Regions from separate parts of the Homo sapiens genome. Here region 1 is linked to region 2. The links are chromatin loops, found by intact Hi-C in ENCODE. Cell type or tissue: GM12878. All regions are shown on one strand. Links, peaks and the distances in the headings refer to the core of each region. The heading gives the core; the rest is flanking DNA. Region 1 holds the start of LINC01074 (long intergenic non-protein coding RNA 1074). Region 2 has its middle 90 kb from the start of LINC00358.

Region 1 (16,342 bases), core at 4,171-12,170, 200 kb before region 2:
CTAATATTATTCTTAAGAAATCTTTTTTGCATATTTTATAACATTTTCAAGTCTGGATTTTGTGTATTACATTCTACTGTTGCCATTTAACATGTGTCTCTGTCTCTTATATTTCCTATAAACTGGATATACAGGCTTGATAAGAATACTACTGGGCTTTTTTTTTTTTTTTTTGGCTGGACTTCTTCAGTAGTGCTCTTGTACATTTCCCTTCAGCATCACAAAATGTATAGTTGTCTCTTCTTTTGCGACCTAGAGAAAGAAAAACAAAAGTTGATTCCAGCTTATTCCCATTATTTTTAAAAGCTTGAATAATGGTAATATTTTATTATTCCTTCTTCATTTTTTAATTGATATTAATTCATTAATAATTCATTAATTCATTAATAATATAATTCATATTATTAATGAAGAAATGTTGTTAATCATTAGTTGGTAACTCTAAAGGAATAGTAATTTTAATTTTATATACTATTTTCCAAAACAGTGAGAATTGGTTTCATGAAATTACCCTACGAGGTGTTTTTTGTTTGTTGTGGGTATTTTTTTTTTTTTTTTTTGCTGTTTTGATGGTTTTATTTAAATGAAAATAAAATGTGCACATGAGGTGTCTATTGATTTTTTTCTCTGCACAGCCTGGCATTGGGATTGGTGGCTCTGATGGCCAGCTGTGCTCTGGGCTGCTCTTTCTGTGATGGCTTTGTGGTTCTTGGAGGAAACATTGTAAGCAATCTCAGCAGAGTAAGATTTGTTGCACATCAGCTGCATTTCCAGCTCCTTGACTTTGTGGACCAGGAAATTCTGGAAGCTACTGGGCAGCATGTGTTTTGTTTTTTGTTGCTCCCATATGTAGGGCATCTAGATCCAGCCCTTGAACCTTCTACAAACCCTGTTGTCAATACTTCTGGGTTTTCACCAGTTATGCTTATTTTTGACATATCGTCTAACTGGCGCCAGATGGACTTCTTGGTCCTCTCTTTTTGACGATTTTGTGCTTCATGCAGGGTCTGAGTGCAGCCATGGTGCCAATTAGGAGATGGCTGCTCCTCTCTAGGCAGTGCTGAGATTTTCTTTTTTCTTTTCTTTTTTTTTTTTTTAACATTTATTTGAAGCTCAGGGGTACATGTGGAGGTTTGATACATAGGTAGACTTGAATCGTGGGGGTTTGTTGTAAAGATTATTTCATCACCCAGGTATTAAGCCTAGTACCCATTAGTTATTTTTCCTTATCCTGTCTCTCCTCCTGCTCTCCACCCTCCTATGTGCCCCAGTGTGTGTTGTTCCCCTCCCTTTGTCCATATGCTCTCATCATTAGCTCCCACTTATACGTGACAACGTGCAGTATTTGGTTTTCTGTTCTTTTCTTAGTGTGCTAAGGATAAGGCCTCCAGCTCCATCCATGTCCTTGCAGAGGACATGATCTTGCTATTTTTCATGGCTGCATAATATTCCATGTTGTACATGTACCACATTTTCTTTATCCTTATATGTGTGTTTTGGAGTGCTAGTATGACTTCATGGATTTAAACATTTTATGTGTTTGAAACCATTACTTTTTCTCCAAATTTATGTTTAAACGTTTTCAACTTTGGCCTGTGATAAGCTATTCAATTTGGCTCCTACATCCTTTTGACATGACCCTTGTAAACTACTATACATCTTATTTTTGATTTGAAAGGACGTTCTAGGACAGTTTTGTACACTTCATGCTCATATCTAAAATCTAAAAATTCTTGGTTTCTTTAGTGAGTAATGATATTTAAATACTACAATATGGACTGTAGTAGTACTTATTGCTTTTGGGTTGGTCAATGTTTCTAGAACTCTTTAATGCTAGAAATATGTATTATGTTTTAAAATATGTTAAGAGTTCAAGTGTAAAATAAAATTTAAATTCAGAACCATATGTGTAATCAGTATTTTTTTTTCACACTAAATAGACTCCAACATTATTACTTATTTGCTAGCTCAGAAAAGTAATTCCACAACACTACTAACAATGTGATACTGAGATTAGTTTAGACAGTCCTGCTCCCATTTTTTGGGTAATCACACCAAAGTTCCAAGTAAAATTATTGTATTTTAAAGTTACTTGAAGTAGTTTCCTTATTTGGGACTATTCTGTCAACTCAATATATTTGTGTAACTTTTCATTTATAAAGAGGTTACTTTTGGGCTGGGCACAGTGGCTCACACCTGTCATCCCAGCACTTTGGGAAGCTCAGGCAGGTGGATCACTTTATGTCAGGTGTTCAAGACCAGACTGGTCAACATAGCAAAACCCCATCTCTACTAAAAATACAAAAATTAGCCAGACATGGGGGCACGCACCTGTAATCCCAGCTACTCAGAGGCTGGGCTCGAGAACTGCTTGGACCCAGGAGGCAGAGGTTGCAATGAGCCAAGACTGCACCACTGCACTCCAGCCTGGGTGACAGAGTGAGACTCCATCTCAAAAAAGAAAAGAAAAGAAAAGAAAAAAAAAGCAGCTACTTAGTTACTTTTATAAAATTTAATTAAAAGAAAATCTTTGGAAAAATAGTGTATGGTTTTAAAGACAAATTTATAAAATATAGCACATTCAAAAACTTTAAATTATGGTAAAGACTTTGTATATGCACATTAAAATTTTCAAAATGAATATTCAGATGGCTGTGTAGTTAATAAATATTAAATAAACTGCAACAATAAACTACTATGACCTCATTGATGACCCTTTTAAAAAACATATAATGTTCTTTAATGGGTCTTATTAAATGTGTGAAGCAGTTATTGTCACAAACCTTTCAAACCCACAATAATTCAGTGAGGCAACTTTATGCTTTATCAGGCAATTTCATTATTAGCTGCTGGCTAATATCTCCTCTTTATTTGATTATATCAAGGTTTAAATATCTATTTCAAATGCAACAGAATTTTCCATTGATATATTAGAACTTTGTGTTTGCTACTTCTCCCTTATGAATACTAGACTATTTTAAGCCAAAGTATAATTCTTTTTTCCAGTAAAAAATAGAATGTTCTCTTGAGTATATATGGACACAAAGAAGGGAACAACAGACACTGAGGCCTATATGATGGTGGAGGGAAGGAGGAGAAGGATGGAAAATCTACTATGCGATGGGTGGCATACCTGGGTGGCATAATAATCTCTACGCCAAACCCCCATTTACCTGTATAACAAACCTGCACATGCAGCCTTGAACCTAAAGTTTTTAAAAGTTGTCCTTTTTTAAAAAGAATATTTGCTTTGGATTTCTTGGGGATATGCATCCTGGAAAAATAATACTAATTTATCTTGATATCTATAAAATAATTTTCAGTCTGAAAAGTAGATTAGACTTAACTTATGAACTGGATTATCATTTAATTTTTTTTTAAAAAAAGATCAATGTTTTCAAATTCTAAGTGGTTTCAATTTTTTTTGAAATTGGAAACTGTTAAAGTTGAAGCTAGTGTTTGGGGGGAATATTAAAAAATGCATGTGCAGTACTGGGACAGAGCTTCCCTTTCTCCAGAGTTTCCCAATTTTCATCCTTGTACTACACTGTAATACTTAGCCATAATGTTAATTGAAATATAAGCAGCACTAAAGACTGAAAATATTTTAAACTATAAATTGTGGGTGAAAAGTATTGAGTATTTTGTACCACCTTCCACATTTAGGCAAAGATAGATTGAAATCAAGAATAGAAATAATTTAACATCTCACTAGACAATTACTTGTTAGATTTAATAGAAAAATAACTGTCATGGTGGGACAGAAAGTCCAGAATTTCCAAAAATCTAGAAAATCTCTGGATTGTCTAGTCAACATGATTTAAAATTTTCTTCTAGACTAAGTCAATCTATTGGCAAACTGGAGATGAAGACTTAAATTAAGAACCAAAAAGTTAGATAGTAGTACTTGTAATAATATTGTTAAATTATTAATTAAATCAATTATTAAGTATTTATTATTAAATTATTTATTATTTATTATTATTAAATTATTAAATTAAATCTTATTATTAAATAATAAGAAACAACCCCATGGAACACATCACAATATTACTTTATTGTGTATCATTCATTATCAGTATGTTTGCATAAAAGCAAATTCTATCAAGTCTTGGTATGTGAGTCCTCATCCAAGGACACACGTTTTTCTATCCAAATCTATAAAGCTGAATGCCAGAGTCTTTAGGAAAAATTCACATAATATGAATTATTTTCCAAATAAATAAATATTATATGTATAAATAATATATAGAAATAAAACTTTTGCTTTGATATGGCCTGGATTTTGTCCTCACTCAAATCTCATCTTGAATTGTAATCCCAATGTGTTGGGGGAGGGACCTCATGGGAGGTGATTAGATCATGGGAGCAGTCCCCCCATGCTGTTCTCATGATAGTGAGTTTTATGAGATCCGATGGTTTTATAATGGGCTTTTCCCCCTTGGCTTGGCACTTTTCTCTTCTGCCGCCTTGTGAAGAAGGACGTGCTTACATCCCCTTCTGCCATGATTGTAAGTTTCCTGAGGTCTCCCCAGCCATGTGGAATTGTGAGTCAGTTCAACATCTTTCCTTTATAAACTACCCAGTCTTGGGTATTTCTTCATAGCCAGATGAGAACGAACTAATACATGCTTGTTTCCTTATAAGATCATAAAACATCCAAAGATGATGGCTTGCAATGATTAAAGTTTTTAAACATAATTCACTATTCTATTCAGTAAATGAAATATGGATAAAAATAGTTATTTTATAGTAAAATGTAATGTTACACTAATAAAAATAAGAATTTCTTTGATATATTTATTTGTATAAAGCCAAAAAAGGATCCAAGTTTGTCACAAAGTCTGCAATGTAAAATTACTCTCTATAAGATAATGATACAAAACAAACATCTGAATTGTATAATTTCTTTTATTTTTGTAATTTGGAAACATAAGCTGGAATGATTATTCAAATCTACATATTTATTTTTAAATAGATTTTTAGATACTGAAACACATAGATATCTTTTAGCTTACAAAAAAAAAATGATACTATAGACTAAGAACATGACCTTAATCAAGAAGTTTCACCACATGGTTCTCTGAAGAAGTCTGGATACTGAGGGATGACACGATCCCTGGGTTCAGCCTGTTCACCATCTCAAAGGGATCGGAGTTGGCATTTAGCTGAATGTGGAGCAAGAATAGACAGACTGCTACGCTGCTCTTCTGTTCAACAGCCTCATCACAAAGGACAGGTTCAACTTGGTGCAGGGTTTTGTGCTTGTCAGAATAGAATCCTACAAAAACATAGACAAATGTCATCATGAAAGCAGATATAGAGCCTGTAACCTTCATAGAAAGGGCTTTGGAAAAAAATAAGTCACAGGTTACTGCCTTTTGACATATCCCCACAAATTGGCCATGAAAGCTGTTTCCATGGTGATTTTACATCCAGCCATGACCTCTAATTCTCTTAGCTTTCCAGATTCATCTTTCCATTTACTATAACCTTCAAGATACGTGTTATTATGCATAATGTGATATTTGGTTGACGATGTTTTATTAAACTCATTTTGATTATCCAAGTTTAAAAAATGGGGGCTAGAAATAGCATGGTTGATTTCAGTGTTAAAAAAAAAAGACTAAAGAAATTGACCAATGGTTGAGGCTTAGCTCAATCAAAATTGCTGTGAGACTTTGAAAATGTCATGTCACCTATCTGAAACCAGGTTCCTGTTGCATTAACCATACAATTTTTGTTTGTCTATAACATCTGTAGCAAGTCTTCTAAGCCAAACATTATAAAACGTTATAATATGAATAATTTCGTTTTACTATTACATGTTATGTAAATGTCTGTTGACTTATTCCTTTGAATAATGGCAACTCACATTCTGAAATATTTGATAATGACAGTCCTCAAATAAATAGCAATTTTGACACTCGAATTAGAACAATGAAATAGGCCATAACATAGAAGAATACATTCATTGACTTAAAACCCATCATCATGTATTAATATGTCTGAGACAGTTAAAAGCTAATCAAATGCAATTTTAATATCAAAGAATGTGTCTGATGTTAAAGCCAAAATAATAACACAGTGAATAAAATAATTAAAAAGGAAATAAAACAACAATTAGATACTGCAAAATAGCACAGTTTCTGACAATGCAGAAATGATGACCCAGTCTAATCACTGTATTAAACCTAGAATAATAGTTCAGAAAGTCGTTTTATACGGTTTTGCAGAGTAGATATTTGCATATTATATTGGAAATTGAAGCATAGAATTGAACTCTATTAGTTCATTTACCCTCACTTGTTCTAATAAAATGTTTCTTTACAAACCACTTCACTCCATTAATTATACATTTTATGCAGCAACATTTGAGATCATCACAGAATTTTCACTGAAGCTGAAAATTCCAATGAGATAACTCTTTAGATTTTGTTGGATAAAAGGAGGACACTGGAACCTGACAATGAAGCAGCATTGTAAATCTTCTACTTTGCATTAGAAGGTGTTTTAAACCATGTCTATTAGTTTCCTTCTATAACTACTGTCTTGCAAGCTAGGAAATGTTGGTATCTGAGAGTAAGTCTTGTTATTCACCAAAATTTATTAAATTATGCAAGTCAGTTTATTTCACCAGAAAATGATGATTCCGAAAATGTGGCTGGTATTGGCTGGTGTCGCCTCAAAACAGAGTAGATGATTCCATACTAATGACTTGGTTGAAGAGAAATTTATTTTCTACTACCTTTTCTTGAGTTTGACATTTAGTGCACTTCAGAAAATCCAAACTGGCTAATGCTTTGTTTTGTTTCTTCTTGCTTTCATTTTGCAAGCTGATATAGAATGGCGGTGCTACTCAAACTTTAATATGCATATTATCACCAGTGGATCTTCTTGAAGGGCAGATGTTTCTAATTCAGTATATCAGTAGTGGGAATTTGAACTTATCTGCATTTCCATCAAGTTCCCAGGTGATGCCAAAGCTGCTGGACTGTGGACCATACTTTGAATAGCAAGGATTGAGAGGTAGAAAACTACTGGAAGCAGCATCTCTTACTGCTCCACTCCCATTCACCTGCCTGGGGACACAGAAAAATAGCGTTAGTTATTGAAAGAGTAAACCAGCTTGGCAAAATTTGTAGTTATTTTAGATTCTAGGCAGGAAAAAGCCACTAAAGATTTTCACTGGAAAAGAAGAATATTAACTTTTCTAGCTTTCAGAAAAGTGAACATAAAATGAATTTTGAGCCAAACATCATAAAAAACAGTAACAGCAATAGTAATAATACATGTGTATTGTGTGAATAGAGGGCAAAGATGATTACTACACCAGGATTGCTGAATTCTGAGTCCCTGTCTGCTGAGAGTGGATATATGTAGTCTTTTCCAGCAAGTACTTTGAATTTCAGGAGAGCACACAAAATAAGCAAACAAACAAGCAAAAGAGGTAATAAAAAGATCCAACAGCCTTGTGGAAATCATTTCAGCTTTTCTCTGTACTAATAATTGTTAGGTCAGTTTGCAATACACAGGGAAATTTTTCCTCAAAGTCTGTGCAAAGGTAATTCAACTTAGACATCACAGGCAAAAAATAGAATGGGAAATGTAAAAAGTTTACCAGGTGTAATTGAATGAAGGACAAGTTTCCTAATCTCTTGTTTACTCTGTTGGAGATATATTTAGGAGAATTTCCTAGTCTGCTTTATAACTTCCTCTTTGGCCACTATCTTGACCTGGAATAATTACAAAAAGAATGTATTAGAGCACAGTAATATTGTCCACAGAAAATCTGTCTATCTGTGCTCATGTCCTCTGGCATCCACCTAGCTTTGTAGCTCATTTCGTTTGGAAAAGAAAAAATAAATACAGAATATTGCCACTTCCTGAGTTACATTTAGGACATGATGTTGTTACTAAATTTACCGTCTTTCACAGTAACATAACCTATGCAATGAGATTTTTTGAGAAGTAATTTTATTTTAAATAAGCGTTAGTATAGAGGCATTTAATCTTGGCAGATATAATTTGCTGTCTTTCAGACATGCTACAGTTGGCGGAAGAGATTACTTTTGTCATGCTGATAAGAAACATGCCATGTGATGTACTATATCATATCAAGTGATGTTATTGAATGACATAGACATCAAATAACACCTTCCCTCAAACCAACCCTTTGTGTATGCACTGTCAGGTTGAATGAATTAACAATAGCAACATACAGGTTTCACACAGACTTTCAAAAATTTTGAGCATTCATATTATGTATTTTTCACAAGGAAGCTGTTTCTTATGTATTTTATGTTAAATTTGAAAAATATATATACTCTGTGTGGATTCATTTTTATGATGTACTTTTTTCTAAAATTGTTTAATATTTATGTTTCAAGTTTTAGAATTGCAGTAAAATCCTATTGTAATTGCCAATGTTAGTGTTTGTCTGACTGTGATTTTTAAAAAATGTAAACCAAAAAATCATTAGGACAATAACAGGTATGATTTCAAGTTATATAGCTCTTAAGCTCATTCAACAAATAATTTTATTTGGTTTTAGAAATAAAATATGAGCTATTTTCTTGTATTTCATTATCACAAAGACAACGAAAACACTTATCAGTGAGTATTCATGTTACCATAACAAATAAGTATGCCACACTAAATTCAGACTGTATGTGATACAAGCCTGCCATCTACTGACTACACAGGAAATAGAAACCTACTTAGTCACAAGAAATGGATGAAACACTTCACAATTAATATTTAAATTTAAAGTAGGATAAAGTAATATTCTATATTTGACCAGTTTTCAGTTCATAATGATAAAAACACCTTAGCACAAGTCTCAGAAGTAGATTAGTATCCTAGTAAATAATTATTTAAAGACAATATAACACATTCAGATACTAATATAATCAATTTTTCTAATCATTAGCACTGCATTGAATCATTCTTGAGAAAAGATGACCTCTAATGAAAATAAATAATTTGAAGTTTCTTAACTATATCATAACCTGCCATGTTAAAAAGTAGTAATAGAGATTATAAAATTTTAAGTTTGTATAAATCCAATGCTTACTCAGTGATGAAAAACTAGATAAGAAAATGTTGCACACTGGACAAAACATATGTAATTACTAGCATTTACAATAATAAAGCTTTCCTTTTACAAAGAATGAAGGTAAAATTTATTGAAAAATCACAAGACGTGCATGTTATGAGGCTGTATAAAATATTTTTGATATCACTTTAAAAATTAGAAAAGACGTACCATTTATGTCTAAGTCAATATTCATTTCTGTATATTTAAACATGCACAGAAAATAATATTCTGATAGATAAAAAATTGGTGGCTATCATTAGGATAGAAGAAGGATGGGGACATTCTTATATTAAGGCCTTGTTTAGGAATAAAAATATTTTAAAATAAAATAAAAGTCATATGGTCAACCATGTTCTACTTTACTTCCCCTTGTGTCATCAAATTCAGTACATAGTTATATTTTATTCGATATTTAAATTTTCATTTTTATCATCAAGCATTTTTATTTGAAATGGAATTATGATAAACAGTTATAGGCACATGACTTTGAGGGTTTTAGTTTTAGTTTTGTTTTTTAAATGACAATCTAAATTGATAATATATCTTTAGAAGTACATATGAATGCAAACAGCAAGTGGTACAGAAAAAAAATTTCATTAAAAATTTAAGATAAATTCTAAATTGATCAAACAAGCCCAAAATACAAAATCTACAAAATGTCAACCTCTAATAATATCTTGGTCATTCTCTGTTGTTTAAATACTTCAAGACAGTCCTAGGTGATAAAAATTGGAGAATGTCAAGAGTTTTAATTTTTAATCATCTTTTCATGTTGATAATAAATGAGTGGGAATTGGGCCATTATTTAAAATAGAAAATTAAAAGATTTGCAGCATTTATTAACTAGCTCTCAGGACCCTAATTATATAAGAAGTATAAATGCAGTCTTTATGTATAATAAAAAAAGTCATTTTTTAGTCTACATATGATCATTTTGTGTGTTCATAGTTTCATATAATAACATATTTTTAATTAGCATTGCAAATGAGTAATGTCAATACATATAAATATTTCATGATATTCACCCAATATAACAAAAAATAGATTACCAATATTTGAAACAGGAAAAATCAGAAACTTTTTTTTATCCTTAACAATATTGTTAATTTCTTATTTTCAAAGCTCCTATGACTCAGTTACCTTACATAGAATGCATTACTAGGAGAACAAAAAGGAAATAGACTAATAAGAGAAAAAGATTGCTGTAAATACCATGGCAGTTTGTAAGTCGTAAAACTTTCATAATAAACATAAGGCTAAAGATAAATCTGTCTATACCTTGTGGAGTTAATTAGCAATTGATTTAGAGTAGTGATAAATGGATACTTGCTATTATGATTCTTAAGAGCATTCTTTAGGGACTAAGTATGAAATATAAGTTAAAAGATTCCACTGCAAACAGATAACTTGATTGCTTTTCAGCTTAAGAGTTGGAAACTCTTAATGATAATACATTTAGGAAAACACCTAAGACAAAATAGGACCTAATGTTCTCTAAGTTCACCAAATGCCCTGTGATAGAGATATGTAGTATATAATATGCCATAAGATACAGATCAGAAACAGAAATGGGTGAACTGACAAGTTTAACTGATTATACCAACTGAAAAGACAAAGAATATGTTTGTTGCTGAAACATGCTGGACTGAAGAGCTATAGTTTTATTTTAAATCGAGTTACAATAACAAATAATACTAGTCAAATGTCAATTCCATAGCAACTAAATGAGTCCTAGCTTTCTACCAAGTAAATTCAAATCAGGAGTGAGAAGTACTCTATTTCCACAGCCTATTTTTCCTGCTAGTCTAAAAAGGCAATGCTTTTTAAAAGTCAGAGGTACTGAACAAACATAAGGGAAAATAATCACATTTTCAAAGCTACTTTGGAGAATAGAAAATTGATAACTTCGTGGACAAGAAAACTTTCATGGATATTTTAAATACACATGTTTAGCACATGCAAGAATGAATTTTGTGCAAATTTGGTGTCAATTACAACAGAAGTCAGAATTGACTGTGGTGTACATTCCTTAAACTTACACTTTATTTGGTGATAATGATATTACTCTAATGATGATTATGCAGGTAATGTATATAATGCCCTTAGCATGGTGCTCAATAAATGTATTCCCACTCAATAATATTAACAGCTTTTCCTTAAGCTTCAAGGGTTGTAATTCTAGGAGTCAATTACCTTTTTTTAATCCAATATAAAAGTATGCACCCGGGCATGGTGGCTCACTCCCGTAATCCCAGCACTTTGGGAGGCCGAGGCGGGCAGATCACCTGAGGTTGGGAGTTTGAGACCAGCCTGACCAACATGGAGAAACTCCGTCTCTACTAAAAAAAAAAAAAAAAAAAAAATTAGCCAGGTGTAGTGGTGCATGCTTGTAATCCCAGCTGCTCGGGAGGCTGAGGCAGGAGACACTCTTGAATCCAGGAGGCAGAGGTTGGATTGAGCCGAGATTGCACAACTGCACTCCAGCCTGGGCGACAGAGTGAGACTCTATCTCAAAAAAAAAAAAATAAATAAAATGTGTGTGTGTGTGTGAGTATGTGTGTACTAAAAAAATAAATAAATAAATACAAAATTAGCCAGGCATAGTGGTGCCTGCTTTGCAAGTAATCCCAGCTACTTGGGAAGCTAAGGCTGGAGAATTGCTTTAACCCAGGAGCGGAGGTTGCAGTGAGCCGAGATTGCCCCATTGCACTCCAGCCTGGGCAACAAGAGTGAAACTCCAACTCAAAAAAAAAAAAAAAAGTACGCAGCAACTTTGGTATCTCAGAGAAAAGTGGCTAATATGAAAAGCACCATTAGTAGTAGTGTTATAGATTTAAGGTGAAGCTAATAAATTTTTAACTGCAGGACAGATTACTGGATGGAAATTTGATAATACATTCACAGGAGTCATATGATTTTGTAAAATGTACACATAAATATAACTTTTGTATTATTTTGCTTAAATTGTCTTCACTCTCAAAATTATATAAGCTTCAAGACTCACAAACCAAAATCTACTTCTGGGTAAAATGTAGACAAAAAATCTTGTTGAACCACTAATATTTTTTCTTTTCAGATAAAATCATAGATTCCTGGATTTCAAATAGGTTTAAAGAAACATGTATGTAAATTATATGACTAAATCTCTTAAAATATCTTAAAGAGTATAGTTGCACTGCTCATAAAATTGTACAGCACAAAAATTGATAATTGTAAACAAAATCTTTATTCTTTCTTTTCTTTTGAGATGGAGTTTCACTTTTGTCACCCAGGCTGGAGTGCAATGGTGTGATCTCGGCTCACCACAACCTCTGCCTCCTGGGTTCAAGCAATTCTCCTGCCTCAGCCTCCCCAGTAGCTGGGATTACAGACATGTGCCACCATGCCCAGTTAATTTTTGTATTTTCAGTAGAGACGAGATTTCACCATGTTGGCCAGGCTGGTCTCGAACTCCTGACCTCAGGTGATCCACCCACCTCAGCCTCCCAAAGTGCTGGGCTTACAGGCATGAACCACCACGCCCAGCCACAAAATCTTTATTCTTTTTTCAAGGATTTTTATTCTTTTTTCAAGGCTTGATGATCTGCCACCGTTGATTATTGAATAATATATACTTCTATGAAAATATCATCCCACTTCTTTCTGCCATTTTAATAACCTAATTTGACATATTGCAGTTGAATGCTTATAAGCAAATGGTAAAGAATACCATTGGTTTTATGTGGTAGCATTATAATTATAACATATGCCATGAGAGTGCAGTACAGAAATTTGTGGCTCAAAATATATTTATTACAAGTCTGCATTGTGAGCATTTTATTATTTGTTTTTATATAGTTAATATATTGATCAACTAAGCATATTCACTTAATGTATTCATTCATTAATAATTTATTGAATGTGTACTTTGTTTGCAATTCCATACCAGAAAATGAGGGAAAAATTATCAGCTTTTAAGTAGGCCACAATTTAGTTGCAGAGGTAAAGCATGAGTGATTCTACAATGAAACATAATCATTTTCTATATTCTCAAGAAGAAGCAGAAATAGAACATCCATGATGAAAAGCTGTGTGCTACATGTTCAAAAAGCATTAAAACCTCAAACTTTATTCTAATGATCTTTTTTCAACTCTTAGAATATGCAATAAATATTTAAAGCTGATGAAAATTAAAAACAGCCAGATGCCTTATTATTCTATTTTAATTTTGTTTTTCAGTAGAACTGAGGGCTTTGACTGGAATGATTATTTCCCTTTATCTAGTGTTTTAGTAAATATGAATATATAGATAAGATATAGGAAAGTACTTATAACTAGTTCTGAAAGCCAAAGATACAATGCAGACACTAACAAACAGTAGCTGATATAGTTTGGATATTTGCCCCTGCCCAAATCTCATGTTGAATGGTAGTCTTCAATGCTGGAGGTGGGGCCTGGTGGGAGGTGTTTGGGTCATTGAGGCAGAATCCTCATGGTTTGGTGTTGTCTTCACAATAGTGAGTTGTCACAGGATCATGTCATTTAAAAGTCTGTGACACCTCCGGGGCCAGGCGCGATGGCTCATGCCTGTAATCCCAACACTTTGAGAGGCCAAGGCTGGTGGATCACTTGAGGTCAGGAGTTCGAGACTAGCCTGGCCAATGTGGTGAAACCCCATTTCTACTAAAAATACAAAAATTAGCCAGGCGTAGTGGCGTGCACCTGTAATCCCAGCTACTCAGGAGGCTGAGAAGGGAGAATTGCTTGAACCTGGGAGGCAGAGGTTGCAGTGAGCTGAGACTGTGCCACTGCACTCCAGCCTGGGTGACAGAGTGAGACTCCATCTCAAAAAAAAAAAGAAGAAGAAGAAGAAGAAGTCTGTGACACCTCAGCCTCCCACTCTCTCTCTTGCTCTTCCTCTGGCCATGTGGTGTGCCTGCTCCCCTTCACCTTCTTCCATAATTGTAGGTTTCCTGAGGCCTCCCCAGAAGCTGAGCAGATGCCAGCACTGTGCTTCCTGTAAATCCTGCCAAACTGTGAGCCAGTTACACCTTCTTTCTTTGTGAATTACCCAGTCTCAGATATTTCTTTATAGTATTATAGGATTGCAAAAGGATATCATAATGGAACAAACTTCTATTTTCCCAGCTTTCATCCTAACGCTTATACACTCATGGCTGCAGGATGGCCATCTCACCTCCTGCCTCATGTCTCCATTCCAGACTGCAAGAAGAAAGGAAGGGCTACAAGCCTTTTTATTGCAAGCCTTTGACTTTTTATTTAAAAGCATAAATGTGTGCTTACAATTCAATGGCCAGAACTATTTTTGCAAGTTACATCTAGATGGAAAATGGACAGGAGAAAGGTATTTAACTTTTCACACTCCACAGTAGAAGAAAAGAAGGTAGAAGTCACTCAGTTGAGTGACAAATGAGCCAAATTAGAGTGTATTTCACAATGAATATGCTCAAAGTGAATTGAAGAACAATATGGCTTTTATTTTTTTCAAAACATTTATAAAGCTTTTCAATATATCATGTAAAAAGCTACCATGTTAAAAAGGTATTTGTGCTAGCATATGTAACTTCTTCTCACATGTTTATTTCCTAATCATCATTACTTTGTATTTATTGTCTGATTGCTTTTTCATGCTCATTTTCAGATGGAAATCTCAACACAAGTCATAATAGCTTTAAAATCATTTGAGTTTTTTTGGTTACAATTTTTATTTATAATGCTTTGATGCTTGTATGTGGTATTTACTGAAAATGGATGAGTAAAATCGTTGTAATATGGAGAGGACTACAGAAACAAATCCAAATTACAGATAACATTTAACTTGTACAAATTTTATGGCAGACATTGTTTTATATGCTTTACTGATATACACTCACTTAATCCTTATAACAAGTCTCTGAAGGAGTAACCTTTATTTTTTCCATTTTGTAGGTAAGGAAAATAAAGTACAAGGAAGTTTAAGTAAATTTCCTAAAACCATATAGTAATTGGTAGACTGACTTAAACTGAAGAAGTATGCCCCCAGAATTAATGCTGTTAGACACTCTTCATGTCTGCCTATTAGTAACATTAAATCCAATATTTTTTATAAAACAAAATATTATTGTTAATGACTCATTAATTGCTTTTATCTGAGAGGTATGAATAACAGTTTTATTTAGATATTGTCTTAGTCTATTTGGGCGGCTACAACAAAATACCATACACTAGGTAGCTTAATAACAACAGAATTTTTTTTTTTTTTTTTTTTTTTTTTTGAGATGGAGTCTCGCTCTGTCGCCCAGACTGGAGTGCAATGGCACGATCTCGGCTCACTGCAACCTCCGCCTCCTGGTTTTGAGCAATTCTCCTGCCTCAGCCTCCTGAGTAGCTGGGATTACAGGCATCTGCCACCATGCCTGGCTAATTTTTGTATTTTTGTTAGAGATGGGGTTTCACCACGTTGGTCAGGTCAGGTCTTGAACTCCTGACCTCAGGTGATGAACCTGCCTCGGCCTCCTAAAGTGCTGAGATTACAGGCATGAGCCACCACACCCGGCTAACAACATAAATTTATGTCTCACAGTTTTGGCAACTGTGAGGCCCTAGATTAAGGAATCACAAATTTATCTTTTCATGGATGGCTGTCTTCTCACTTTAACCTCACATGGTAGAAGGACTGAACGACCTTCCTCAGGCCTCTTTTGTAAGGGCATTAATCTCATTCATGAGGACCCCACCTTTATGACATAAGCACCTCCTAAAGGTCTCACCTCAATACCATCACCTTGGGAATTAGGATTTCAACATATGGATTTTGGGAGGACACAAACATTCAGAGCATAGCAGATGCATATCGTATTTATAGAAGAAAGATTTTGCAACAGTTCATCTAAATGTCTGAAATTTAGGAAAACGTTTTACTCCTATTGTCTCCTTAAATATTTACTGGCTATATATATCCCATATTTATGATATTCATAATTTATGAATAAATAAATGTGTTTTTTGTCAATGGGGAACAAGAGTAAGCAAGTTGTATATAACTTGTTATTCTGCTAATCTCTTTGTGAAACTTTAATAAACTGCAGTGGGACCAATGTATGTTAAATTTAATACAATGGAAGAGAATAAAACATCTGCCACAAAAATACCCATCACTAATTCCATATTCTCAATGGCTTCTGCAAGCTGGTAATAAGCAGATATAAATGATTTGACTCTGCCAATTTCTAGTTGTGCAGCCAGTGTAAAATACAAAGATTA
Region 2 (16,342 bases), core at 3,682-11,681:
GTTCTGTTGCCCAGACTGGAATGCAGTGGAGCCATCTTGGCTCACTGCAAGCTCCGCCTCCTGGGTTCACGCCATTCTTGTGCCTCAGCCTCCTGAGTAGCTGGGACTACAGGCACCCGCCACCAAGCCCTGCTAATTTTTTGTATTTTTAGTAGAGATGGGGTTCACAGTGTTAGCCAGGATGGTCTTGATGTCCTGACCTCATGATATGCCCACCTTGGCCTCCCAAAATATTGGGATTACAGGCGTGAGCCACCACTCCCAGCCTTTTTGTTTTTATTTATTTATTTTTTTGAGACTGAGTTTTGCTCTGGTTGCCCACGCTGGAGTGCAATGGCGTAATCTCAGCTCACAGCACCTCTGCCTCCCAGGTTCAAGTGATTCTCCTGCCTCGGCCTCCCAAGTAGCTGGGATTACAGGCGCCTGCCACCACATCTGGCTAATTTTGTATTTTTAGTAGAGACAGGGTTTCTCCATGTTGGTCAGGCTGGTCTTAAACTCCCGACCTCAGGTGATCTGCCTGCCTTGGCCTCCCAAAGTGCTGGGATTACAGGCGTGAGCTACTGCGCCCAGCCTATGTGATTTATATTACAGGTAGAAGTAATGTATGCAATAATTATAACAAAATGAATAGAGAGGGAAATGAAAGTTTATAGTAGTATTATCTTCATATAGTATTATATGAAGGTAGATTATAACATACTAAAATGTACATAATAAATTCTAAAAACTAAAAGTCATTTTCATTTGTATATAGAAAACATCTTGCTATACAACTTAAATATATAAATAAATAAATAGATATTCTGGGAGATAAAACACATCTCAAGAAACATAAGGTTATTAGAATCATACAGATTATGTTCTATGACCAAAAGAAATTAAACTACAGATCAACAACAGACACATAATTGGAAAATATCCAAATATTCAGAAAATAGGCAACACATTTTTAAAGAACACATGCTTTGGGGAAGCAATCACAAGGAATCGATATATATTTCATTGTGTATATTATTTCCCAAATGCAATTTGTAAGATAAAGTTAAAATAAAGACTCTAAAACTATAAAACTTTCTATAAAACCACAAAAAAATGTAAAAAGAGAAAAAAAGAAATGTCTCAAATCAGTTATCTAAGCTGTTTCTAGTTTTTTAATACTAGTTGTTTCAGTAGATTTTTTTTGGAAGTGATAAGTCTAGCCAGACTGATCAGTGAAAAAAGAAGTGTAGGAAGACACAAAGTGACAATATCAGGAATGTACGAAGTGAAAAACTGTAAACTCTGCAAATATTAAAAGGATAATAAGGAATATTATAAATATTATAAATGTTTTTCAAAATTTTAATTAATTATTTATGTTGTTACTTTTTTCCGATACATTTGGTAAACTAGATGAAAGGAATAAATCCTGTGATAAATACAAACTACCAACACTGAATAAAAGGTAATTTACACAGAGTACCATATATATAATATATATATATATTTATATATAAACTAAATTCATTATTAGAACCATTCCCACTAAAAAAACCCAGACCGCAATGGCTTCAGTGGAGAATCTCACCAACTTGGAGAAATCCTAAGAATTCTACAAAGTTCTTTCAAAATATAGAAAAGGGAATATTTTTCACCTCATTTTGTAGGACCAGAATTACCTAATAGCAAAATGAGACAAAGGTACTACAAGAAAATAAATGTTATTATAAATGCAAAAGTCCTTAACAAAACTTCAGTAATCAAATTCACATATACATAGTTAAAGGACTACACTTGAGGATCAAGTGGGCTTTATCCTAGGAATGCAAAGTTTATGTAACCTTTAAAGACCTATCAATACTCACTATAATGACAGGCTATAAAACAAAAAAGTGATCACTTCAGTACACGCAGAAAAAAAAATTCATAAACCTTAAAATCATGTTTGTTATGGTTATTCTCAGCAAACCAGGGTTAAAAGATATTTTCTCATTCTGATAAAGGTTTTTTTTTGTTTTGTTTTTTTAATCTTCAGATCAGGATATCCACTCCTATTACTTCTATTTATTTACTAATTCTATTTACTCTTACTAATTCTATTTTCCTGAAATTCTTACCAGAATAAGGCAACAAAAAGGAAATAAAAGGTGTAGATTTAGAAAATGGTCAAATAAAATAGTTATTATGCACAGACAATATTATTTTCCATGTAGAAAGTTACAAGAAATGTAAAACAACTACTAGAACACATTTGTGAGTAATGCCACAAAACCCACGGTTATTAAACCATTTCTTTGTTATAATAACAATTAAAAATTGAGACTGAAGTTAGCACATACAGATACATCAAAAATGTCTAGAAAAATTTTAACATATAAAAATCTGTAGAAAAGGGGCTATAAAACATTATAGAGAAATAGTAAAGATGACAACTAAATAAAGGTACCATGTTTGTAGACTGGAAACTCAATATGATTAAGATGTCAGTTCTGCAATTTCACTCAAGATTCAGGCAATTGTATTTTGTAGATATCAACAAAATAATTTTTTACTAGAGATTCAAAAGAATTAAATAGTCAAAACAATTTTCCAAAGGAAGAACAAAGGTGAATGACTATCATTACTTTACATCAGTACTTTCTGCAAAACTACTGAAATCAAAATAATATGGTTTTGCCATAAGGAGAGAGTTTTTGCCATAAGGAGAGTTGATAAATGGAACTGGACATAAAATTCAGAAATATAACTATATATAGACAATGTGAAATTGTCTGGATACAATGTGAAATGGTACAGCCATTTAGAAAAAAAAAAGAGTTTAGAAGTTGTTTTTGTATAGATAAATATGCAATTACCTTATGATTGAACAATCTCATTTTTAGGAATACACTAAATAAAAAATAAAACGTACTATATAAATAGACTTGCATTTCAATGTTGAAAACAATATTCATATTAGCCTGAAAACGTTTCATAAGTGGTCAGTGAATTAACTACAGTTCATATGATGAAATAGTACTCAGCACTAAAAAAAAAGAAGGAAATAGGGATACACATTACAACACAGATGAATATCAAAATGCTTATGTTTCATAAGAAATGCCAAACATAAAAACTCCATATTTTATGATTGAATTATATAAAATTCTAAAAGGGTAAAATTAGGAAGACTAAAAGCAGATCAGTGGATATCAGAGAGCAGGGGTAGGAAGAAGGGGTGGACTGCAACGGGCATGTAGGATAAGAGAAATGTATCTCATGATTTCTCTGCTGTTCACATTATTGTATATGTTTGCCAAAATTCAAATGGTTGACTCGAAATTGGGAAAACATTCTATCAAAGTTATATTTCAATAAAACTGGCTAAAAATTTTAAATACTCTTATTGTCTAAAGGACAAGAAATACTTTCAGACCCTGATATTTCAGAATTAGACAATATAAAAATCAATTAAATGATGATAAAATTCTGTTGGTGTGATTAGATTATATTTCATTTTAAATTGATTTTCATTTAAAAAATTATTTTTAATTATTTTGGGTACATAATAGCTTATTCATGGGGTACATGTGATTTTTTGATACAGACAGACATGCAAAGTGTAATGAACAAATCAGGGTAATTGGGGTAATCATCACCTCAAACATTACCGCTTCTTTGTGTTAGGATATTCTAATTCTACGTTTTTAGTTACTTTTGAAAATATACAATAAATTATTATTAACTATAGTGACCCTATTGGGCTATTGAATACTAGATCTTATTTATTTTATTGAACTGTATTTTTGTGCCCATTTTAAGACTAATAATTGACTGTTTTATTTTCCTAACAGCTGAGCTAGCCTTATGGGACTGGTCATGGATCATGTTTCCCTGTATGGTCAAAGAAGAGAGACATTGTTATGGAACATAGCCAAGAATAGCATAGATTAGTTTGCAGATAGAATGTTCCTGTCATTATTATTAGTTTGCAGATAGAATATATATATTATTAGTTTGCAGATAGAATGTTCCTCTCGTTATCATAATTTCTCTCCATGATTATATGTTTCCTTTACTATATTCCACCACAAAAAAGGAAAAGGGAAAAGTTCTGTGGATCAAGGCTGAGATCACAATGTTTCTGGTATGAGGATATAAATCTCTTATGTCCATGTTCATTGCCTTTTCCTATTCAGAGAATACCTCCATAAACAAAAACACACATATAAATATACTAAAGGCATCTATATGTATAGTCAAGTGTTCTTGAGATAAAAGGATACTATAGTATAAGAACTTGACCTTGTTTAAGAGGTCAATACTAATGAAATGCACCCTAAATTCATGAATGGTCTTCACAAAAAAAAATCTTCCTTCAAAAAACAAATCAGTGAATTATGTAACTGTGCTTTCTCTGAACAAAATATCTAAGTCTTGCAATACACTATTTATGCCATCACAGAAATCAATTTTTATTGTTTTTGTATTTTGCTATTTTTCAAAAACAGAAATAGCTAAATTAGTTGTGAAGTGTACATATATTTGTAAGACTGTCCTTATTAATATGTAAAAAACTTCCTATTATTTCACAATTTACCCTTTCTCTGTAATCCTTTTACACTACCTTTTTGCTTCTCTTTGCTTTTTTTAAGTAGAACCTATTGCTATATCTTCCTGATCACTGATATTTTCTTCTAGAATGTCTAATCTGCTATTGATCACACCCAGATAAATTTGTATTTCACATATTTTATTTTCATCACGTTTCATATAGTTGTTAAAAAAATGTAATTTCTCTTCTCATTGATTATGTGTTTCTTTGAATATTTGTACCTAGATTTAATAATTCTTTAAACTCAGTGGTCTAATAATTTCATGACTTCTATCTTTTTCGAGTCTTTATATATTAACTGACTTTTACAATTATAGGTCACTTTTTTCCTTTCATTTAAAAATTAGATATTCCATATGGTTAAATTTATTTTGTTGAGTGTCTAGAGTCTATTAATCTTCCTTTCTTTAAGAATGTTTAGTTTTGCTTTTGATAGTTAAACTAGTTACAGTAGGGCCTATTCCTTTTTAGCCCACTTTAAAAGTTTTATATGACTAGTCTATGAAGAGCTTTAATCTGCCGACAGTTCACTCTGACTTCACCGTTCAATGTGCTAGTGACAACCAAGGAGGCTTTGTCTTGGCTGTTCAAGGGCTCAAAAATTTTCTTACTCTGTGTGAGCTGCAGAAGTTGTTCATCTTACACCTCCCAGTTTTTTCTTCACTGTTTCACGTACTTTTACTTAATACAAGAGGGGCCAGGCCGAACATGTAGAATGACCTAGATAGGACAACTGTGCAAATTTGTGAAGTCTTTTTGGCATAGTTTCCCATTTTTCTAGAACTCTGCTTTACAACTTTGAGCTACCTCAGACTCCAAAAACTCTTGATTTCTGCCTTTTCAACTCAGTGAAGCCCCCATACTCTGGGTTTCCCCTTTTCTCTGTCCATAGTTTGGAAATTGCTTCCCAACAGAAAGCTCAGGTAGCAATTTCATCTCTTTTGTTTCCTTTCTCCCAAGGATGGATTTGTACTGCCTATTGTCCAATTTTTAAAAATTTGTTTCACATGTGTTGTCTATTTCCTACCTGTATATGGAGGAACCGTTTCACCAATGGCTGAAAAATGAAAATCTCTTTTTTTTTCAAATTATTACACATCTATAGTTTATCGATGATAATTTCTTTTTCTTTTTCTTTTTCTTTTTTATTTTTCTTTTTTTGAGACGAAGTCTCACTCTGTTGCCCAGGCTGGGGTGGCATGATTTCAGCTCACTGAAAGCTCTGCCTCTCAGGTTCACGCCATTCTCCTGCCTCAGCCTCTCGAGTAGCTGGGACTACAGGCGCCTGTCACCACGCCCGGCTAATTTTTTGTGTTTTTAGTAGAGACGGGGTTTCACCATGTTAACCAGGATGGTCTCGCTTTCCTGACCTCGTGATCCGCTCACCTCGGCCTCCCAAAGTGCTGGGATTATAGGCGTGAGCCACTGCGCCCGCCCAGTATATCAATGACATTTTCTAAAGGCTATAACTAGGAAAGTTACTCTTTTCAAGAAGTGTATCTAGTTCTTTCTATTGTTAACATCTTTGTCATTTAAAAAAATTATATCTATATTAGCTATACAGTTATTAAGCCGTGACTTGGCCGAGCTTGCTGCCTGCTTTCTTTCCTCCCTTCCTTCCTTCTCTCTTTCTCCTTTTCTTTCTCTCTCTCTCTTTTTTCTTTCTGCAGAAATGCACTATACTCATAGAAGAGCAATTGTCACTCAATACAGATTTCCTTTTATCTTGTGTACAATGAATTATTGCACGTATATATTGATTGCACTCATCAATTGCCTTCAACCAGTCAAGATGAAAATGTTTTCCCTACTTTTTCCCATGAATACTTTGCTGTATTTCTAACAGTGAGGTTTAGAAGCTCCTTTCTTTTCTTGCTGTTATCTTTGCTCCCCATTCATAAGAGAGCTACAATATAATAGTAAATATTACCACCATAAAAAATAAATACAGAAAACACATTGAAACCAAATAAATTATTCAAAGCCTATTTCTAGGGCAAAAATGACACAATATTCAGCCTAACTTTGTCTAAAGTAAAATTATTAATATTGTGAAGCACAAATCCAATATGTGACAAGCAGGTTGGAATCCTTTATAACTAGAATTTCTCATAGAGCAGTGATTTTTGAGTTAAGATTCCCACTGGAGAGCTTTAGTCAGTTCTGATTTTTCCGGGGAACTCCTAAATCATTGCCGTTTAATCCTTTTGATGTCAATGTCAGGAAGTATTCTCCAGAAAACCAAAATAACTGGTCTCTTGAAGCTGCCTAGCAGTCTAGCATAGCACCAGAGGCTCTTTCTGATTCTTATCTATCTAAGGTTGTAAGTGAGTCCTGAAAAGGAAGAAGGGAAGGTGCTGAATTCTAACTTGCCTCAACACTTTGGTCCCATGCCAGCTCTAGATCTGAATGTAAGAATTGGAAGAGGAAATTTAGCTACAATACAATTGAAGGCCTTATTTGGTTTTAACTGCTTGATCAATGTGTTTTTAATTTTTCGTCTGACTTGCTCTATTAAATAGTTCTGAACATCAACCAAAATCAGAAAGAAAAGCTTATCATACTAATTTTGATTCAATGATGAACGTTTTGTTGTCACCCCTCAACATTTAATTCCCAAAAATAAATATTCCAAGATGTTTTCATGTTGCTACTATATTATGGTTTGTCTAGATCTTTAGTGATTCTTATTTTTCTCTTCCACTGATAATTCTCTACAGCATGCCTGATTTTGCTAGAGTCAATGAATGGATTGAGAACAGCACTTGAGGGACAGAAAACGGACACTATTCTGTGCACAAAACCAAGGAACCAAAATACTTAAAAAAAAAATAAAAGATTTTTTCAGTGTCTTAAGACCCACAAATAACCTTGAAGACAAGAAACTTTAGTTCTATTACATCTTTGGAATTGCTGAAAAAGCTGTAATAAAAATAAAAGTAGATAAACATTGCCACCCAGTGTTCAGTTTCAGGTATTGTATAAATTACAAACCTAATATCAGAGATTTTTCTTTCTTTATCCACAAGGTTCCAGATTAAGTCTTTAATCATTTATATCCTGAAAGATCTTGCTTCCTTATTTGGGAATCATATTCTATCTCCAAAAATTGATTTGTTTATTTCAATCCGATATTCTTTTCAGCATTTCGATGGCCTTGTATCTCAGAGTAGCTGGAATTTATTCAACATCCTATTAAAAATATCTAGTTTTAAATAGCGCAATAAAATATGTATGTATGCATATGCATCAGTGTACATTTTTCCTTGAATAATATTCTGTATCTTTTCATCTAAAATCATAAATGATTATAAATTTAATTTTAAAAGGACAAAACCATTATTTTTAGTTTCCACTGTTTAGTATGCATCTGCAGTCAAAAAAATTTTGGAAGGTAAATTAAGATCCATTGATGTGAATTTTCTATTTACATAGTGATATATTCAGACACATACTCAATGGGAGTTTCAAACATACATACCTCATTGCAAAGTCTGAAGTAGCATCCCCACTTTCTGTCCTCCTAAGTTCATAAACGTAAAGAAGTTACACTAAACATATGTGTTACTTATGACAACTCGTTAACCAGTTTCTTTTGCCTAAAAATATATTCTAATTTTAAATCAATTCTGTAGCAATTCATGAAAAGAAAATTTTAGTGAAACAGAGTTGGTAACAAGACAAGTAAATATTTAAAATATTTAGAAAGGTACATGGAGAAAGATACAAGAGAAGGCACATATCCTTAGGAGAAAAAGACTGGTGCCAGGAGAAAAAACAAAACTATTTTTGAATTCTAAAAATTGCCTAAATTCCAAATAGAGTGTCCTTCTTCATTTGCATCTTTTTAAAGACTAATTAAATCTCAGTATAATTCAGCATCATATATCCTGCATGCTCTAGTTTTTAAAGGAGAGGATGAAAAAGGAAAAAAAAAACACCAAAAAACTCCTACTTCTTTTTTATTTCTAGGTAGACACACTCATTAATAGATTTGTTTTAATAAATGCTATTTTTGTAATAGAAGTCATCATAATCAGTTAAGAGAGAAAAGCCTAAGAGCTTAGACTGAGACAATGCCTATTGAACAAGATGAAGAAAATAGAGCTCTCCTGAGATTTATGATTAAAACCAGGATGAGTAAAAAACAAAGCAGGAAAAGAAATAGTGTCAGTAATGTCATTTGAAAGCAAAAATCATTCAGTTCCATAAATTAGCTACGTATAGTGCAGCAGTAGAGAAAGAAGGGTATTCTTTTTGCATTGTTACAAGGGAAGTGGAAAATAATTAAATGATACTGTAATCAGAGAACAACTGTTGTATATCTTTAGCCAAAAAAGTTTAGAAAATAAAAATATCAGCTCAGTGTGATGGCTCATGCCTGTAATTCCAGCACTTTGGGAGGCCGAGGCAAGCCGATCACTTGAGGTCAGGAGTTTGAGAACAGCCTGGCCAAGATGATGAAACCCCCGTCTCTACTAAAAATACTAAAGAAAACCAGGTGGGATGGCGTGTGCCTGTAATCCCAGCTACTCAGAAGGCTGAGGCAGGAGACTCTCTTGAACCCAGGAGGCAAGAGGTTGGATTGAGCAGAGATTGCACAACTGCACTCCAGCCTGGGCAACAGAGTGAGACTCGATCTCCAAAAAAAAAATAATAGTAATACATATGTTTGTGTGTGTGTGTGTGTATATGTGTGTGTGTGTGTGTGCATATATATCCTTGATGAGTATTTTTCTAAATGCTTGTGAGCTAACATTTTAACAATGTTTGCTCTATCTTTCTTTGGTTTGAGGTTTTAGTCTGAATAAATGACAATTTTTTTAGCTTTTCATTGAAAACAGATAAGCAATGTTTTTTTAAAATTTTCTTTTTACATACTATATTTTCTGTTGTCTATGAAGGTTGTTTTATAGGTAGTGACTTAACAAATCTAAAATTAATTACCATAATTACATTTGTAAACATGAAGGGTGAGTTTTATGCAATGTGTAATTTTAAATATAGTCACAAAAAGACATGATAAATAGTTGAGAGGATGGATATGCTAATCAACCTTATTCAATCATCCTACAATGTATACACTTGTCAAAACACCACATTGTACTCCATGAATATATACAATTTATACTTTTTCAATTAAAAATTGTAAAAATTAAAAAATAGATTTTAAAAAAGAACTTTAACTCTTTCCTCAGTTACTAATTTTACTTCAGCTTGACACCCTCTCTAAAGGGTGGGGAAGAAAAGGCAAAAACCTGATTATTTGCATGTTTTGACAGCAAATTTGTGCAGAGCTATCAATTCGAATAAAGGTTTCAAAATCATTAATGTAACTTGGATATGTTTTTCTTGTTTTCTCTTTAGGAAGAATTAAATACAATAAATTTTAAGAATATATTCTTATATAATCTTCCTGAAAATAAAAAAAAACATGCCTATGTGATAAATGCCTCTTTAGAATCTTAAAAAATTGAAGTAGATATTGATTTCCCTTGCTTTAGCATTAAAGTAAAAACAAATTCACAGTAAACATAAACTAACCTATACACATTATGGGGCTTCTGAAGTCAAACTCTCATACATTTATCAAAGCCAGAGCTTTTTTACATGAGATATATGTATATGCATATATATATGCAAGATATATATATGAAAGATATATATATATATGCAAGATAAAATAAGATTGTCCTGTAATGATTTTTTTACTTATTTTCATCTTTCTGAAATGCGAGTAGATGACATTTTTAATGAAATCTGATGGTAAAGAACCAGCAATAACATAACTTTCTCTTGAATTTTATTTTCTGAACAATGTCCTCCATCCTTAACTGTTTTAATTTTCTTGCGATGGAGTCTATCTTGTTGCCCAGGCTGGAGTGCAGTGGCAAGATCTTGGCTCACTGCAACCTCCGCCTCCTGGGTTCAAACGATTCTCCTGCCTCAACCTCCCAAGTAAGTGGGATTACAGGCACACACCACCATGCCTGGCTAATTTTTGTGTTTTTAGTAGAGGTGGGGGTTTCACCATGTTGGCCAGGCTGGTCTCCAACTCCTGTCCTCAAGTGACCCACCCACCTTAGTCTCCCAAAGTTCTGGGATTACAGGCATCAGCCACCAGGCCCGGCCCACCATCGTTAAAGTTTTTCCCTCTCATACTATAATTGAGTGCAGGCCTGACTTGCAAGGTCAAAAACAGGACTAAGTGCAGTGAAAGGAAAGTGATTTTATATCTAGAACTAGCAGTGGGGAAGCAGGCATGCTACATCCCACTAGAACCAACTTCAATAGTTTGGGCTGAAGAAAAGGGTTTAAAAAGGGGAAGCTTGATATGGGAGGTCTGCAGGAGTTGTACAAGGTGCAGAAACTGTGAATCTTGTTCTAATGCCTGTATTGAGTTATGATCCACTGGGAGTGTGGGATGGTGTCATCTTGACAGTAACCAGGCTGTAGATTATTGGTTTTGAGGCAATCATTAAGTGGAGGTGAATTCTGCAGCTGGGCCTTCATGCCTGGTTTGTTTTCAGTTAGGCCCTGGAATTTCTTAATAAGCATATAGTTAGGTAACCTTGCATGGGGTAAGGGGGAACATGGTGGGAAAGAGAAGGGAGGGGAATTTCATAGTAGGTTTCAAGGCTATATTTTAAGATGAAGAAAAACAAGTTTTCTACCTTTTGCTTTGAGGTTACATCTTGAGACTGGGAAGGAAGGAGGAAAAAAAACGTTTAAAATGCATTTTGAAGCTAACCTACTCAATTACAATACTAGATATTGGATGAGAAAAGACTGTACTCCAAAACTGTGTCTTAGTGTACAGGGAGGACACATTCAAGAAACTAACCTAGAAATGATTAACCTATTGAAACGGGAAAAGTTCCCTTGTCCACCTCACAAGGCATGTGATGTGGTGTGGCTCACTTCTTCAGTGCCCTGCTGTTCAAACCTGTATGGGAACATACAGATGGGCAGGCTGTGGGGCTCCGACCCCATGGCAGTGTCTAAGGGGTGAATGTTTACAGCTCCTGAAGCCCCACTGGGCGTGTGTTACAGGATGCTCTTTTAGTTTTGCGCGTTTAGTTTTGCCATCTATAGGCGGCTTATGTTAACCAGCTCAATTAGACCCTCTACCTTGTCACAAGGACAGAGGGCTTTCTGTATCCCGGGTCCTTGCCTTGATGTACCTGGAGAATCAGATCACACCTGGGCTTGGAGAATGAGTGCAAGGTTTTATTGAGTGGAGGCAGCTCTCAGCAGATGGGGGAAACCAAAAGCAGGATGGAGTGGGAAGGATTTCCCCTGGAGTTGGGCTGTTCAGCGGCCTAGGCTGTCCTCTGACTGCCCCAGCAAAACTCTGTGTTGTTCTGCTGCTTGATGGCCTGCCTGCCAGCATCTGTTGGTGTGCTCTTCCGCCTCCACGTCCAGCTTCTGGTGTCTTCTTCCTTCAATCCACTCATCTCGAAGTCCAGCTGCTTGTGTGTCTGCCTACTAGGGCCTCGGGGGTTTTTATAGGCACAGGATGGGGGCACCGCAGGCCAGGGTGGTCTTGGGAAATGCAACAAAAATGCTTGTCCTCACCTAGGTCTGTTGGGGTGGAGCCCTAGGCAAGGACCACTTTCTCCTCTACCCAGCACTTCCCTTCCCCACTTCCGGATCATTTGAAGGGACCACACTCTTCTCTCCTCAGCTCTCCCATATCAGTAAGATGAAATTCTCAAAAAGCTTCCACAGCCACAGGAGTCCCTACACCTGGCTGAAATATGTCTTTGATTGTTTATTCACCTTGAGAGATCCCCAGACACATCCCTTGGGAGTCTGAAAATTGATTGCCAATGACTGCTGCAGTTGCCCTCGCATTGAAGGTGAAGAGTGAAAAGATATTATGGTAATGAGTTAGAATTTTCTGTAGTGTTATAGAAACTTCCCTCTCCATCTACTAATGGTGTAATCTAAACATTTTATATTAACGAATGTACATGGATTTCACTGTCTACACTAGGAACTGAAAAGATGAAATGTCTTCAGAGACCATGCTTTCCCCTTTCCCTGTGTTTCCTTTTCCTCACACATTAAAACAGTGTTGTTGACTGGGCGCGGTGGCTCACACCTGTAATCACAGCACTTTGGGAGGCCAAAGTGGGCGGATTACTTGAAGTCAGGAGTTTGAGACCAGCCTGGCCAACATGGTGAAACTCCATCTCTACAAAAATACAAAGATTAGCTGGGCATGGTGGCTGGTGCCTGTAATCCCAGTTACTCGAGAGGCTGAGTCAGGAGAATCACTTGGACCCGGGAGGTGGAAATTGCAGTGAGTGGAGACTGCGGCATTGCACTCCAGTCTGGGCGACAGAGCAAGACTCTGTTTCAAAACGACAACAACAACAACAACAACAGTATTGTTGTATTTCTAGGCATATCTCAGAGAATACCTGGAGGCTCCTTGGGAAAGAAACCCGAAGGTACACTAAGTTATTTTTAAAAATTTATTCATTGCTTTTGTGTTTTATAAAGTATGAAACAACAAAATTAGAATGAGAAGGATTCACTTTATCTTCCTAAAATGTTGCCTTTTGAAGTTGAGGCTCTTGACTTCACATAACAAGGATGAGTTATCTCTTTTATTAGAATAGCTCATCTTCTTGTCTGCTCAGATATATTTGCACTTGACATGATTTTTTTTGTAACCATTTTCATATGGAGTCAGCTGTTTTCATTGTGATCTAAACAGAAATTTAAAGAAGAAATTTTCAGAGAGGTGTGTCAATGTGTGGTTGTCTAATACCTGCAGAGAAAACTTTATGTTCTTACTATCGACTTTGACATGGTAATGTGGAAAACTGCAAGACCTAAACTTTCAAAACTACCTATTTTCATATGGAAGTGCTCACCACTAAAAAACTTCAATATAGGTAATCTAATATATCTAAATTAAACCTTACAGTTATACATATCACATAAACTCAGATTTTTTTGTGGTGGGGACAATAGGCCATAGTACTTTAACCTTTAGATGATTTTTGCACTGAATTTATCTTCTTAGAGGTATGAATGTTCTTTCTCTATAGTGGCTTTGTGTAGGCATCACTGTAAACTGGATATGGTGCAAGTTTATTAGAGTCTTTGCCTAGATATTCAGACTTGTAATGTTGGCTGGAGGACAAGAATTGCATACTCCTATGTTGGGAAAACAGTCATCATCAAACTAGGAAAGCTTAACATTTTCATCTTTAGTGAACTCTGATATGTTAGTCTTAGATATGATTAGTGCACAAGCTAGTTCTATCTCTGCCCATGTTTGAATATTACACACACGTACACACACATACACACACACACGAGCTATTCAAGTAAAGGAGATGAGTCATCCTTATGAAGTCAAGAGCTTCAACTTCAAAATGTGTGTGTATGTGTGTGTGTGAGACACACACACACAGAGAGAGAGAGAGAACTGGGCAAACCTGATATGTTGATGTTAGATGTGAGAAGTGCATATCTGACTCTGGATGTATAGTTCACACGCATGCATATTGGGTAGCACATTTAAATAAGGTGTGAAATACTTTCCTGGATGCAGACAGCTCTTGTGTGTTGATAATGATAAAGTATTGTGGCCAGATGGTGCTTTAGAGAGATAATTCATACATACAAACACTCTAGAGAGTGGATTCAGATTTACCTTGACTGTCTGTGCTTGAATAGGCAAGAAGGTTACAAAGTAACTTAGGTTATATGCAGTGGAGTTCTTGTTTAGCACAGAACAGCATTTCAGAGGGTTTTCTGTGGAATTCTATATCTACAGGATGTAAAGAGAGAGGTTACTTTAAAAACTGTTCTCTGGTAAAGCATACTTGTAAAAAGTAGGATAAACAAAGCTGAACACTTATTCACTGAAAGATTGTTCAGAACCCTTGTTTTGTGGGTTGTGATTTTCCATGGATGGAATATAGTAGGCTCCATTTCCCAAACTTATTTAGTCCTGACCCTCTTTTTGCATAGAAATCTTTAAGAGCTAAAAAAAAAATGGGCATATGACAGAGAAAATACCAAAAAGGATTTCTCTTAGTGATTTTTTTTAAATTAATGCAGTATTGCAGTATGTTTACTGTCAAGATTTTTTGGGTGTGTTGGAGATCTACTAACTGTTTGACAGGATAATTTCAAAAGAGAGAAAAAGAATATTTAAATAACCATGAAGAAATATAAACCTAGTTTTCCGTATAAGCACTCTGATTTGCCTCATTATTCATTATTTAAAAAATAATTGTTGTTAGATACCATAAATTCATGCAAAATATATGTTTGAATTTATGAGTTGGCAATTCAACTGTGTAGTGTAACTTATTCAAGTTACACATCTATAAGACTAGATGATGTATATTTTTTGCATTGCACTCTTTGCATCTAGCATAATGGGATGATTTTTAGTCATTTCTAAAATATTTGATTTTTCTTTGTATTTTCTCATTGAATTATAAGTACTGTATTCTAAGGATTTTAATGAAATGAAGGCACATTAAAATCATAATCCATGGTAATTCAATGCAAATCACAATTCCTTTGACAATTATTTCTACTATTGAAAAATCAGGCAGTCTATTCCTTACAAGCAGTTTTGCTTCCAACTTCTTAAGGCAAAATACTGCCCCTCCACCCCCACTGACCTCCGGAGCTGCAACATAAAGGAAACATATTTCTATTACTTCCAAAGGATGAGAATATTGGGATCCCATATTTAAATTCACCAATTCCAAACACAAACAAGAGAAAAAAGTGAAAAGCATAGCATTTATTTTAAAATGCATATCATCTAATTCTAGAAACAAAATTTAGACACCACAGAACACACTAGATAATGCAATTTCTACTAAACATAATAAAAAGTGGATACTATTATATCCATCAATAAGAGATTTCTATTTAGTGTTAAAGTTAATCTTGAAGGAGCACTAATGATTTTGACTAGCACAATTTACACACATACATACATACAGATACATACGGAATTCTGGACTCTGTGAATATTAAAGCTAAAGATGTTACACACCTGGGCAGCTTCAAGCTCAATGCATCCTGTTGTAATGAAAAAGTAAAAGAAAGCAGATTAAATAGGAGATGTTAGTAAGACAAATGCATGGATCTGATCCCTGGGAGACATACTTTGAACAATTACATGTGATTTTCAGAATCCAAGCTCAACTCCAACATCATATTTGGTTAATACTGTTTACTATTTTCTTTTTTGAGTCTGCTACTGCTACCATTGAAACAAGAGGTTTATACTGTATCAAGTAATTGAGTAAAATATTTTTAGGTTACTCAAGAAATGCAAGGAGCCTCTCAGAGTTATAAATTTGTTACAACTTTGGTATGATCATATATAGTTAACAAATGTACAACATGTGAAATAATTTGTGTACTACCACACACATAAATATTTAATACACTATTAGGAAATTGACAGGAATTTATTTAAAGGAAAATGAATATTAAAATGTAGAAAGATATCATGGAAACTTTTCCTCACAGCTTCTTAGTCTGAAGAAATTAATATTGCACATGTTAAATGATGAAAGTTAAATTGCAATCAGAAAGCATTTATATTAAAATACACTATTTATTTAATCTGCCAAGGCCGGAATCTGCTAAGTGCATTACACTCTACAAATGCAGTTCATTTGAAAAACCAACAATTACTAGGCTATTTAATTTTTTTCTTACCTATTTCTGTGACTATTATGTGAAGGTATTTTCATTTTGTAAAATCTG

What was found. Peaks named below come from ENCODE experiments on the same cell type or tissue, not always from the same donor. Only the 100,000 strongest peaks of a DNase experiment are listed, where the experiment ranks them.
Region 1: it touches region 2 in a loop (3-fold over the local background); 4 of 110 quality-filtered maps call a loop at or near these places.

Annotation. Positions count from the first base shown.
Region 1 is chr13:62,312,666-62,329,007 of GRCh38, reverse strand. LINC01074 (long intergenic non-protein coding RNA 1074) reads right to left here and starts at 7,703. Exons shown (of 2, transcript NR_149075.1): 1 at 7,622-7,703; 2 at 6,610-7,082. LINC00459 (long intergenic non-protein coding RNA 459) reads right to left here and starts at 5,351. Exons shown (of 2, transcript NR_047038.1): 1 at 5,054-5,351; 2 at 161-252. It also overlaps the pseudogene RPL32P28. In GM12878, for the core only: a CTCF peak has its summit at 8,677 (motif pointing left); a DNase peak (open chromatin) is centred at 8,637.
Region 2 is chr13:62,111,123-62,127,464 of GRCh38, reverse strand. No RefSeq gene overlaps it. Among named protein-coding and RNA genes, the nearest start is that of LINC00358, 90 kb to the right of the region's middle. In GM12878, for the core only: a CTCF peak has its summit at 7,520 (motif pointing left); a DNase peak (open chromatin) is centred at 6,946.